2 separate regions of the Homo sapiens genome follow, and region 1 is linked to region 2. Evidence: chromatin contacts called from ENCODE Hi-C or POLR2A ChIA-PET data. All regions are on one chromosome and are shown on one strand. Each heading gives the region's core, a stretch centred on a gene start or an enhancer-like site at or near the end of the contact. The rest is flanking DNA. Distances are from core to core; before and after follow the strand shown. Region 1 has its middle 46 kb from the start of LINC00261. Region 2 overlaps LOC284788 (a long non-coding RNA gene).

What was found. Hi-C counts contacts between places; a loop is a spot of excess contacts on that map. ChIA-PET counts read pairs that join two places held with the same protein, here RNA polymerase II (POLR2A).
Region 1: a loop to region 2 is called in a map of Caco-2, with 2.6 times the contacts of the local background. The contact joins two enhancer-like sites. A Hi-C loop is called at or near these places in 1 of 168 maps with a recorded cell type or tissue (Caco-2). POLR2A ChIA-PET finds 5 or more read pairs at or near these places in 2 of 52 experiments (Caco-2 and HepG2).

Annotation. Positions count from the first base shown.
Region 1 is chr20:22,529,895-22,536,282 of GRCh38, forward strand. No RefSeq gene overlaps it. Among named protein-coding and RNA genes, the nearest start is that of LINC00261, 46 kb to the right of the region's middle. RefSeq lists a silencer at 4,117-4,411. Within about 2 kb of position 4,302, at least 2 of the 41 ENCODE cell types and tissues checked have a DNase peak (open chromatin) inside an H3K27ac peak, as active enhancers do.
Region 2 is chr20:22,399,885-22,406,704 of GRCh38, forward strand. LOC284788 (a long non-coding RNA gene) reads right to left here. Exons shown (of 3, transcript NR_027090.1): 2 at 1,442-1,578; 3 at 449-1,227. Among named protein-coding and RNA genes, the nearest start is that of LINC01427, 120 kb to the left of the region's middle. RefSeq lists enhancers at 1,991-5,278, 3,908-4,017 and a silencer at 6,027-6,321. Within about 2 kb of position 4,632, at least 4 of the 41 ENCODE cell types and tissues checked have a DNase peak (open chromatin) inside an H3K27ac peak, as active enhancers do.

The DNA of each region.
Region 1 (6,388 bases), core at 3,052-5,551, 130 kb after region 2:
CCTCTGCCTGCTCCAGGGTTGCCAATGACCTCAAATTCCCATTTCTGGCTCAGGCCACAGACTTCTTGGGGAGAAGTCTCGGTACTCATTTGAATTTTGGAAAACCTTAGATTCTTCCAGGGTACTTAACTCAAAGATTTAGCAACAATATTTCTTGAAGTCCTTTTATGGACCAGGAGCTGAGGTGGTAAACATAAATAAGACACATTCTGACCCAACAGGAATTCATGGAGACAGAAGCCCTGTAGATATGCAATACTACTGCTAATCAGCATTTGTTAGGCACTTCCTACTTGCCAAGCTCTATTCTATGAGCTTTTTCTAAAGTAACTCATTTAATCCCCCACAAAAGCTCTATGACACAGGCACTATTATTATGATGTGTATTTCTCAGATAAGGAAATGGAGTCACACAGAAGCCAGCACAGGCAGCTGGCTCTAGACCCTGGGATCCTAACCACTACTCCTCACTACAGACTTTTTCTTAATGGAAGAGAAAACCTCTTCCTGTAATCCCAGTGCCTTAAGCCAATCACAGTGATGTTTTGGGTGCTTTTTCCTGTATCTTTTTTGCACATCTTTAACAGTTGTAATAATAAAACATAATAATTTGCCTTCTTTTTGTTTGTGTCACTGAGATTTATAGCAAGAACAACTTTTCTATATCACCTTTATAATCCTCACTTTCTAGTGAGCATTAAATAAGGAACTTAATCATTATCCTAATTTTGAGAAAATGTTTCTTTATAAAAAACATTGTAATGAACATCTCTGGCTCTAAAGAATGTTTCTTATATTCGATTTTTCTCAAGCCTGAATTCTCAGAGGTAAATTTACAGAGACAAAATGTAGGAACTTTTTTTTTCTTGTTAATTGTTGGTACATACTGCAAATTTTCCCCCAAACTGTACTACAAGGCTGAATGTTTTGTCACCATCTAATCACTTATCAAGCAGAGTTTTGAAGAATGAATAAAGTATGTGAGTGAACAAAAATATAAGAAGAGTCCATGCTGATGGAAGGGAGATTATAAACAGAATGGCAAGTTCATGGAACCCCTGGAAAATAAGCAGGGAATTCTGGGATGTGAAGCTGGAGGAAGCAGAGATGAGATCGTGCAGGGGCTTCCTCACACTCCATGTTGAAGAACAGGGACTAGATTCTGGAGATAAGGGGGAACCCTCCCAAAGGTGCCAAAGAGAGCCTGTAAGGTCAGGTTTGCCAGTGAGGACAGATCTCCATGGAAGGATGAGTTGGGAGGCTGGGCTGGTGGGTGGTGGTGAGAAGGCAGTGCCCCACAGGAAACAGACCAGCAGCCACTGAGGAGTCTATAAGGAATGAGGGCAGCGGAGATGGGAATGGAGAAGCTGCGTCCGGCCAGCATGGTGGGGGATGGTTTAAACGAGGATGGAACTGACTAGGAGGGAAGAATTCAGCATGTCTCCCACATTCCTGCACTGGATGTCACCCAGCTCAGAAACGGCACCCACATGAAAGGGAAGGCTTACAGATGGGTGTGGGAGGGTGGTTAGCTGAGCTTGAACTCGGGGCACTGGGGGAGTCCCTCAGTAGGAATACCTGATGAGAAGTAGGGCTAACTGAGGACCTGGAGCCAAGAGAGGGCCTAGGAAAAGGGCTTGACTAGAAAGCTACCACTGTTCCGGGGTGAGCTGAAGCTCTGAAAGGAACATGGTGACCCAGGGAGAATGCGCCAGAGTGGGCAGAAGGTGGACAGAAATGCACCCATTTGCCAACAGGATAGGCGAGGATATGTGAGGGGAATTTGGCAAAAAAGAATGAGCAGGAGAAGTGGCCTCCAGATGACACCGTGGAACCAGGTGCAGAAAAAAATATTTTTTTAATTACTGAAAAATGTATTCTGTGACCACAGGAGCGAGAAAGAGAGGAAGAGAGGTGAATGAAGAAGGGAGGGAGGGAGGAGAGAGAAAAGGAGGAAGGGAGGGAGAAGGGAGGGAGGAAAGAAGACAAAAAGAAGTGGCCAATCACATCAAATAAGGCGGAGATTGGCCACCATCCCAAGATGAACAATATTTGACAATGATTTCACAACTCCCTGACTCTTAGTTTTCTTATCTATATAGTAGAAACTGTTACTCTGTCTTGACCAAATTTTTGTGGGGTTTGATTGAAAAGAAAACTACAAGAGGGAAAATTTCCTGTAAGCCAGTATTTTCAAAAGTGTATTTTATGAAATATTCCTTAGGGTGTTGTTGTTACATGAATGAGAGTTTCTGTGGCCTCATAAAATTAGGATGTGTGTTAGGTAGATTTCTTTGCTGCATTTCCTCTGGGCCTTTAAGGGACTCATATGCAAAGTCAGTTTCCAAGAGGGGCATCCAGTGTTTCCCAAACACATTAAGCTGTGGAACCTTTTTTTCATGGAGCACCTTGAGGAATCAGTGTCTGGAAAACCCACTCTGGGAAAGACAGTACAATGGGTTTAATGATGCCCACCTTATCATGGGAGGATTGGAGTACATAAGCAAAGTCCCTGGCAAAGGGTTGGCAGTCAGTGGATATTCATTTCTTCTTTATATCAAACAATGAAAGCAGGGGAATCATTCTAGAAAACCAAAGCTAAAATGCACAAAAATCTTAGGAGATAATCTTTGACCCTACATTCTGTAGCCTCTTCTGAGAAGCAGCTGTGATATGGGTTCAGATATTTAGTCTGCAACTTACTAGCTGTGTGAACTGGCAGGAGTTAGTTGATCTCTCTGAAAAATGATGCAGGAATAAAATCCGATAATCTAGTGTGTGCCATCAGTTACTTCTTGCTGTGTAACACATCACTCCACCTGTCAGTGGCTTGATTAACATACATTTACGTCACAGTTTCTGTTGCAAAGCAGGCCTGCTTAGCCAGATCCTCTGCTCCATGGTGTCTCATATCAAGATGATGGCCAAGGGTCTCCTCTGAAAGCTCAACTGGGAAACAATCTGTACCCAAGCTCACTGACGTGGTTGTTGGTAAGAGTCAGTTTCTCAAGGCCTCAGTCCCTTACAGGCTATGAACTGGAAACTGCCCCAGTCTCTTCCTGCCCTCTCTTCTCTAACATGGCAGCTTGCTTCATTAAACAGTGAGAGAGAGAGATAGAGAGACAGAGAGAGAATGCACTAGCAAGACTGAAGTCTTGTGTAACCTAATCATAGACACCCCCTCAATGTTCCCATATTCTCTTTTTCAGAAGTAAGTTACTCAAAAGGAGGATACTACCCACGGCTGTGAATACCAGGAGGTAGAGATCATTGGTGGCCATTTTGCAGACTGCATGTCACATAGTGAGAAAAATTTTTGCATGGTAAGTCCCTATAGAGTGGCTGGCTATTCTTATTCTTTTGAAAATCCTATCAAAATTGGTTAGTCAGTAGTACTTGCTAATTTATCACCCTAGAGAGACAAAACATCCAGGAAAATGCCAGTGGGGGAAGAAAAAACAGAAAACAGAGTAGGGGACTTGTCATTGGTGGCCTGTGGTGTACAACTTCTTGAGACAATCTTAGACTGTGACTGCAGGATCCCAGAAGGCCCTTGCTCCACAGCTTTTTACCCTCAAGGAGCCATTCTTAGAATTACACCACTAGATATCCTACTTTTGAAAGGCAAAGATAATAACAGCTCATTGTTTTAAGCATTTGACACATATTAACCCATTTAATCCTCAGAGCTGCCTTGGGAGTTAAGCTCTATTATTCCTATTTACAGATGAGGAAACTGAGGCATAAAAAGATCACATGACTAGTGAGCAGTAAAATACACATTCCAATCCAGGCTATGTGATCCCCCAACTTCATCTTAACCTTTAGAGTTTATGGTCTTTCAAGATTTGGAATGCATCGTCTCTGGTCCCTCAATGTGAATTGATTAAGGAAACCAGACTCCAGACACGCCCTAGAGATTTGGGGTGGGAGAAGAATGAGAAGTAAGAGCAGCAGAGCAAAACCCTGATGGCTTTGCCTAGAGGCACTTGCATCCATTCTGCATGTCTGTGGATGGCAGCTGGCCAAGGCTAGCTGGGTTCCTGATAAAAATTATAGGGCGTCAGGGTCCCGGTTACCCCTTTGTGCGCTCAGAAGAATTTCTTGGCCTCTCTGAACCTCACAGTAGAAAAGGAAGTACTTAAAGCTACAAAATCCCTAGGAGCCTTTCTTATGATCCAGAGTCCACAAATAACTGGGGCTGGGTGACCTTCAGAGGTTGAGCTGGGGAGTGAGCTGTGGCCCAGTCTGTAGAGATGACAATGGACCTTTTCACAGACTGAGGGCGTGTGTACTTGCAGCTCACAGCCAGGACACCTGGCAGCATGCATGCCTGCTCCTGAGCTTAGACAAGCCTGGGCCCTGCCACGTGAGCTTTTAAGGACACGATAAGATAAAATGTCTTCACATGGCATTTGAGGGACCTTGGTTGTCTCCTTACTTTCTCCACCCTTACAGAGAGAGGCAATTTACAGTGCAGAAAACAGAAAAAACTTAAGCTTTTTTTCCAAATGAGTCCTGGTGGTCACAACTCATAGACTATGAAAGCTGTCCCAGCTCTCTCCAGCCCAGTTCTGAAGACAGTGATGATGGTCTTCGTTAACGGGTGAGTTTAGCAAGAGACAGAATTCTGTACACGTGGCTGAAGAAATAACTTGGATGAAGAGCTGAGAATCCAAGACCCCAGCCCAGATTACCCACTTCATGGCAGAGGAGAGGCCGGCAGAGGAAGCCACCAGGGCTTCTGCCATTGTTGCCTTCACTTTGGGGCCAATTAACCACTAAGCCTAATTAGCTCTGCCAAGAACAAAGGCCAGGGGCAGGGAAAGAACAAAGCCTTCTCCAGGGACTTGAAGTTATTCTCCAGGCCTAATGTTTGGAAAGCCAGCCAGAAAGGCCTTGTGTCCTGCAGAACTGGAATCCAGCTCCCATGGGGAGCCATCGCATGAGTTGTCCATGGCATTCTTTGAGATGAAGAACATCGTAGCCACACTCGCACTGGTGGCACACACATCACCATAATCATCCTGCTGCCTTGAGACACAGTCCCTCGGTTACCCAACGTTTCTGTGACTTCTGAGAGTGATTCCAGTGACATCCAGGGAGCAGCAGGGTGTCAGTCTGGCATCTGGAATCAAGGAAATCAATAGACTAAGTCTTCCTGCTCCAAATGACTTCCCCAACCCCAAATAGGCAGCCTGAATTTTAAGTCAGTGTCTTCTCTGGTGTTTATATCTCTGAAGGGAAAAGAACAATTTTAAGAAGTTTTCTGACATCAGAAGCTCCTCTCTCTTTTCCTAAACTTGGGAGTCTCAGTTTAATTCCAATTTCCCCATTTCCTATCTCTGTGATCCTAGACTAGATGCTCAACCTCTCTGGGCATCAGTATTATTCTATATAAAGTCAGGGTCATCACACAAATTTTACTGGTTTGTTTTGAGCACCAAATCGTATAAAGTATACAGTGTGCCTTGGTTTTGACTGTTTCTGAATCATTTCTGCAATGATTCTCAAAGGCATTGTGGCCTTGCCTTGTCCAGTAAGTTGAGTAAGCGTCCAGGTTTCCCAAGTCTCCCCTTTTCACTATCTGTCTAGTATCCCCCAATGACCCTCACTTTGACTCACTCATGATCACTGGGGATAATTGCCAGTATGGCCCAGCCCCTTACAGTTTTCGCCACTAGCTGGCTTACCCCACGGAGCAAAGCGTGATAACTTGGCTGATTCAGAATAACACTGCTCTACTTGCTCTGTTCAATTTTGAGACCTGTTTTGGAATTTAGACACTTCTGGTAAACCATGTGTGGGGTCTCTGCTCCCTGCATCCATGCCTCCCACACTTGGGCCTGAATGGACCTGTGGCCTCGATTCATGACCCTGCATCTTCCCTCCTGCTCATCTTGCTAGTGTCTGCTTGGCTTCCCCCTCCAGCCTCCCACGCTCAGAGCTGATTCCTATTGGAGATTTTATAACTGTGACCCAGAGAATTCAGAGGCTTATAGAGGCTTGGACCAGAGAAGGGTCTTGGATTTAGAATTTAAGCCTAAGTCAGTCTAAGATAATTCCGTTTTTACCAGCTATGTGAATTTGAGCAAGTCTTGCACCCTCTCTGAGCTTCAGTTTACTCAACTGCAAAATATTTTGTATTATATGAGATAACATGCTTTGGATGTGTTGTATTAAATGAGATAACATGCTTTGCTCTACACAGCAGCCTTAAATGTTGCTCAATACACATATATATGTTTGTATTTCTTTTCTAAGCTAAGCATTTATTTGACTCTATTCCCTCTGTTCTCATTCTCCCCTCCAGCCTCTGCCACCAGCCACCTAACCCCACCAAAGGTGCCAATGGCTCACAATAGTCTGATTCAGTGGCCCTTTCTCA
Region 2 (6,820 bases), core at 3,382-5,881:
CAAGCCCACTGTTAATGACATGCATGGTTGTGCCACTTGTGGTCTGGCTAATTGCATATATTCGCCTCTCTCCTAGACTGTGAGCTCCACAAGAAATTTTGTTCTCCCTTGTGGGCCACGATGCCTAGTACAGCATAGATAACCAACAAATATTTACCAATTTTAAGTCAGGATTTGATCCTGACACCTGCTCCCTTCACCTGGGTGGAATCGGTTGGAGATGGCCCATGGCCTGCTTGGAGTTCACGTTCATGTTGCTTTCCATGGTTCCTCAGGGGCCTATGCAATTCTTTTTGAAAGCTCATTTTGGCTCCATAACACTCTAGATGTCAGGTTTTGCTTCCTTTTGTTTTTTTTCTCTAACAGCTTCATTGAGATTTGATTCATATACCATAACATTTACCTGTTTAAAGTGTACCACTCAGTGGTTTTAGTGTATTCACAGACTCATGCAACCATCACCATACCAATTTTAGAACATTTTAATCACCCCACAAAGAAACCCCATGGAGGGGGCAGGCATTCCCCATTCCTGCCCTCCACCCCCACCCCAAGCCCCTGGCAACCACTAGGTGCCTCCTCCAAGCAGTTCATATAAATAGACATACAGTACATGTGCTTTTGTGACTGGTTTCTTTCACTGAACATACTGTTGAGAATCAGCCATGGTGTGGTATACATCAGTTCTTTGCTCCTTTTGACTGCTGGGTAATATCCCCTTGTATGGATGGACACGCCACATGTTTTGATCCATTCGTCAGTGGATGAACACATGGGTTGTTTCTACTTTTTCTGGCTATCACTTTCAGTGCTGTCTGGATATAGTCCAATGAGGGTCACAGGAGAACAAGTAGAGGGTGATTTTTAAACGTGAGTAAATGATGCACACAGAGGTGCGTTTTAGGCCAGTGATGGTGCATAGTTTGCAGCATGCACACTGCCAGGCCCATACCCTCTTCTGGGTTCTCAAATCCCTTTTCTATGAAGATTATTTCTTCCCTTCTTAGTTAATTTCCTTAGATTCGATAGGCATCAATAGTGTGCTGTGGACGAATTCCGCCTTCTGAAAGCTCTGTAACTGGGACTCTATGAACAACTCGGGTGCAGAGAAGGATGAGCCTGTTGAGTGTGCAGGATCCTTTACTCAGCCTTGAGCCTCTCTATTCACTGGCATTTTACAGTCACTTCAGGCTGGAAGCCATGCTGTGTGCGGTACTCCCAGTTCACCTGTATGTGAACACAGGACACTGAGGAAAAGCATTTCAACAGCCTGACTTCCTCAGATACATACAACCTCTCCTCCCACCCCACACAAACTTGATTTTACTCTCCTTCCAGTGAGGGCAACATGTCAATCTCTTTTCAAACCCCACGTGGAAAGCCTGGCTACAGTTTTGGTAACAATGAGGTACTTTCTTCTCATTTATGTTAGCACTCTTACCTGCTTAGCCTCAAAAACCCCCAGTATAACCTTGCCTGAAGAAGTCGCTAAGGATGCTGGCATTATTTGTAAATCGATTGCAAATGGTACTCAGATATGAAGTTCTTCTGCGGTCTTCGTTAAAGCTTTGTATTATTCTATGTGAATATAAATAGATAATTATTTACTTAAAAAATATTTTGTGGGCTATAAAGGTAAATGCATAAACAGGTCCTACAAGAATATTCTTTATTTTTGTAATTAAAACTATTCATTTCTGCCAAATTTTCTTCACCTTTTATTTCATTCAGAATATTATTATTATTATTATTTGCTCTACTGTGGGCAAAGTTTCTAGAATAGCTCAAATTAAAAATATGTATATACTCCCTCACCCCCTTACTCTATTTATGCCATCAACTTTTCTCCATAAAAGAATCTCATTTTATGCTTTCATTTTCCACATTGAACTTTTGGGTACAAGAAAGTGGGGGTGAAATATGAGTTCAGATGCCTGCAATTGTCTTGGAATATTTTTCTGCACACTCAAAAGCCTCCATTATGAACAAAGTCTGATGTTCGTTCACCCAGTGATGAATGCTGACTTAGCCTGAGAAAAAACTAATTAAAAATGTTGTGGAAAATGCAAACGTGGTTGATTTAAACAGCCAAAAGGAATTATCCTCTTGCAGTGTAAACTACCTATGGAGTGTTAAAGTTCTTGGAATCAATTAGTTTCTAGAAACCAAACAAATGATGATCTTACTCTTGTCCCCAAATGATAAAACAAAGGTTTGGTAAAAGAATACTATACATTACAGTTTTAACATTGGCGTTTAAAATTTTCTGTTTGTTTTTATTTTCTAATTTTTAGATAACTAAAGCCTAAAACTACAGCTAAATAGGATGTTTTAATTCACGCTAATTACCATAAAATTCATGAGGTAGGATTTTTTTTCTTAACCTTTCTTATTCACCTACTCCTTGCTCCAGAATTTCATTTTGGAGTTTATCAGAACAAAATTCTTTCGCTGCGCTCTCCAGTCCTGTTTGCTGAGTTCCGCAGGGTTTGCTGACAAGTTCTACTTGAGTAAATTGTATTTAGACAACCGTATATTTCATTTAGGCCTTTTGCAATGACTGGGCCAAGGTCAGTTTTATATTCTCCTGAAATCATAAAGTGACACTTGAGATAAACAGAATGTTTACTCTCTCCATGTGAGCTGAGGCTGATATGTAAATTTATCCTTATTCTTTCATCAAATTTGCATTTGCCCTCTTAGCCAAACACTACAGACTTCCAAATCAAACAGTTTTGATGATGGTCAACTCTTTATGACCGATGGCCATATCAGAGAAAAAGAAACAGCCATTTAGATTAAAATGAAAAGCACAGTGCAACATAACTCTCCTCTCTAGGTTAGTGGTAATTGGATGAACTTTCATACAAGAGGTGTTTTGATGCTTCGCTGCTTACCAGTAATTACCACGGGCTTCCGGCTTTGTGTGTGCCTGTGATGTACCCTTTATCTGTGACGAACACACCATACTCACCTATCATCATTTTTTTTCCGGTCAAATAAACCAAGTACCTCTAAATAGATTCTTTATATTAAAGAAGGAGAAAAGAAAGGAAGGCGTAACAGAAAGACTTGATCCTCTCCTCAAATGAATACATTTGCTAACTCTAGCAAGAATAAGACACAATAAATAATGACAATACACAAGGTAGAAGATGAAAATCAGAACTCTAGATTTTGTAGACTGTTGTCTTCCTATGAGGTTATTCTGTTTTCCAGTGTGTGCGCTCTACAGAGGTGACTTGTCGCCCAGGGCAAGGAGGTGTGTCACTCGCTTACTCCAAGGTGAGCTGGAATCTGTTAGGTAAAAAGCTCCCAGTGCCCAAACAGCCTCGGGCCCGGTGAAAAAAGCCACTCCCAGCAGCTTAAATCTCTCTGATGCAGTTAAACAAGAGGCAGCCTCTGAGAACGTGAGGGATAAAATTAGTACCTGTGTTTGCTTTCCATTCTTTTTGAACAAAAGGAGCTATTTCTGTGTTCTGAGTTTGCAGAACACAGAGGGGATTAAGCAATGGGACCACACAACTCATTCCTTTCAGGTTGGGGGCTGGGTTAAACACTCAGCATAGCTCCCCGGGAGCGGTAGCGCCCACTAGGTTTTATTCCCTCCTGAAAGTTGTGCTATCGGGGTCTTGCTCAGGGGAAATAGAGCTCCACAGCCCTGCTTGTGTTTTGTTTCGGCACCAAATGCAATGCTAGCAAGTTCAAAGCAAACGGTCTGCGAGACAGGCTGCACAAAGAAGAAAAAAGTGGCATTCTTTCAGGAGCTCCTGGATTCTGCTTCCTGTAAGGAATAAAAAATGAAGACTGTTGGCGCTGAGCCTTGCTAGGTTACTGAAGATCTCCCACTTGGAATGTCAGACACATCAGTAAACGACTTGATCCAGAAACAGAACTAACGTAATTCACGCCATTGATACAACAGGACGAGTGTCTCTACCCAACTTCAGTGCTTGTCTTATGAAGAAGAAGACCAAGAAAAAGAAAGAAAGGAAAAGAGAAAGCAAAGAGGCAAGGGAGTGTGGGGGAAGGCAGAGAACACAGTTTCCTTTTCAGTGTGGCTGTCAAATGGCGATCTAATTGTGGCCGGGCTGCAGGAGAGCAGATAGCTTTTCTGAAGCCCGCAAGTATTTCTGCCATTCACCAGGCCGAAGGATGCCACACACAGTCTGTTTGTTCAACATAAGCAAACAGATTGTAAACTGGCTGATAATTTTTGTACTGACAATGTCATTTACAGCTGTCAGCCTTTCGTCTGCCTTGTTTGCTTTATTCAAATATGAACCAAGTGGACCTCCCTTCCAGCGCTTTCTTCTGCATTAAAATCACATCCATTCCCTTCCAAGCTGTCTTATCTAAAATTCATTGGAGGCCAATCAGTTGGCTGAATGCTTTGTTGTTTCCATGGAGGCAAGAAGTCTAGTGTGGACTTTCGGGGATTAGGAAGTTTCAGATTTACAGCCTTGAAGTGCGTGTTTCTTTCAGTTAGCTTCTTTTGATTGCAAAGAGGCAGGACATTTAAATATAATTTTATGTCTGAACCAGGAAGCAGTGCTTTAAAAACGTAATCATTCTGGTTTGTGGCTCCCTCTTGCCAGCACTTGGCCTTACTTCTTCTGGTTTAGTCCTTGGAATGTGCCACCCTCGCAGCATGGATTGGCATTCTTCCTCTGCCCCTAGGTCATGACGGCTCCTTGGCCAGCGGGCACTGCTCAACTGCACCTCTTCTCTAAAATCCTGGCTTTGATCCTGCAGCCTGTCAGGGTGTCACCCACAAATCTTGAAGCCTCCTCTGTTGTGAGTGGAGGTTGCAATACCTTCTGTTAAATAATTCACATCGGACTGGCTGTCTGGTGGCAGGCAGGCAGCTGCAGATATTGCCACTTTGCTCAGAGAGTACAGGCACAGTCTCCTTAAAAAAATAAGCCAGTGGCAAAGTTGCCTACTTCCCTGCACCTGGTGCTGGTGAGAGTTCCTAATTCCAGGATGTGCTTAACTCTGAACTTCAGCCTCATATTTTAAGGGCAACATCAAGAAAAAAGTGATGTTTGTTCCTGGGGATGGGGAGCCTTGCTGCATTCTTGGGAAAAGAGTGTTCTTTTGGCAAACGTGATTTCTGGTCTCTTACTCAAACAAGGAATATCTTAAAATCATCCATGATGTATTGGGCAATTCATTACTTACACTGAAGGCTTTAAAACATAACATCACTGGTACTCTGATTTGACTTTTGACTGTGGCAATTTGTTTAAGTTTGTTTCCCAATGCTTAAAACGGCATAAAGTTAATCAACCTCAGTAAGTGAATATTGAGAATATATTATATGTAACAATAAATTCATCACAAAAACTTTTATATATTTGGGATAATTTCAAGTTGCATCCCAACTGAAATTTGCTGTTTTTTTCTTTAGATTTATTGCAACCAATCTCAAATATTTGTTTAGTATCAACTCTTAGCTTAGAATACATAAATCCTACTACAGGTACCAAATGAATATTACTCATGAAGTCATTTGAGAAAAGTTTGAGGTAGTGTCCAATCTCATGCTAGGTGGAATTTGGTAGAAAGTATGTATTTTTTAAAAGTTTCAGAGAAAAGAAGACTCAATAGAGGTTGCCACATGGGGGAATATTCATTCTATCTATTTAGTCAACATAAGAAGCATACAATACTATGAGGAAGCTGGTAATTTTATGTGATAACAAGCTGTGCTATTATAGAATAGAATGTATTAGTTGCACTTATGTGAACTAATGTGTTGTATGGACTGTGATCTGGTACATAGGCCTGCCTATTCTTTGTTTCGTTTTGTTTTGTTTTGTTTTGTTTGAGACAGTCTCCCTCTGTTACCCAGGCTGGAGGGCAGTAACACGATCTTGGCTCACTGCAAACTCTGCCTCCTGGGTTCAAGCGATTCTCCTGCCTCAGCCTCCTGAGTACCTGGGATTACAGGTGCCCATCACCACACCTGGCTAATTTTTGTATTTTAGTAGAGACAGGGTTTCATCATGTTGGCCAGGCTGGTCTCGAACTCCTGAGCTCAGGTGATCTGCCAGCCTTGGCCTTCCAAAGTGCTGGGACTACAGACTATCTGTTCTTTAATATAGAATGTTATTAACGGTCTGGAGTCCCCATGGTTACAATGTGTCCTGCTCTCTTGGAAGGCCACGCAATTTGCTACAGCTGAGACCTTGTTTCCCTATGACTTCAAAGAAGACCTTCTTGTTGTAAAACAAAGCATTAGTCTTTGCTTTTTATCTTTAAGACTTTAATCCTACTCTGGTGTATGTAGGGATATTTAGCTGTCAATATCCTGTTTTTTATGTTCTATTGAAATTATAATCATTTTAATATGTCAATTAAAATAAAATTGATCTACTTACTAAATTTTTATGCAATTTAGATGCTATATAGTTGATCAGTCACTAAAGTATTTATCTGAACCTATCCCCTACCATATAAAAAATTACAGCACCCTTTGTGTGCAATTCCAAAAAGCAAGAAGCTCTGAATACTGAAATTTTAACATGACATGAACTGTACTGAGAATATGTAAAATCTTTTATTCTGCATGCATTTGCTGCAGAAATATTTGTGTTTAATTATGAGATTGCTCCCCTAGACCCCACTGGGTATTTTATTAAACACATGGAATATTGTTCATCTTATCTTTAAAAATCTTTAAGTTGCTGGATTCTGAACACTTTCAGACCCAAGGGTTTTGGACAGCATAGCACATACCTGTCTAAGGTGTGTTTCATGGTGACTCTATGAGAAGCAGATTAACACTCACACAAACTATTAAGACTTGTGGCTG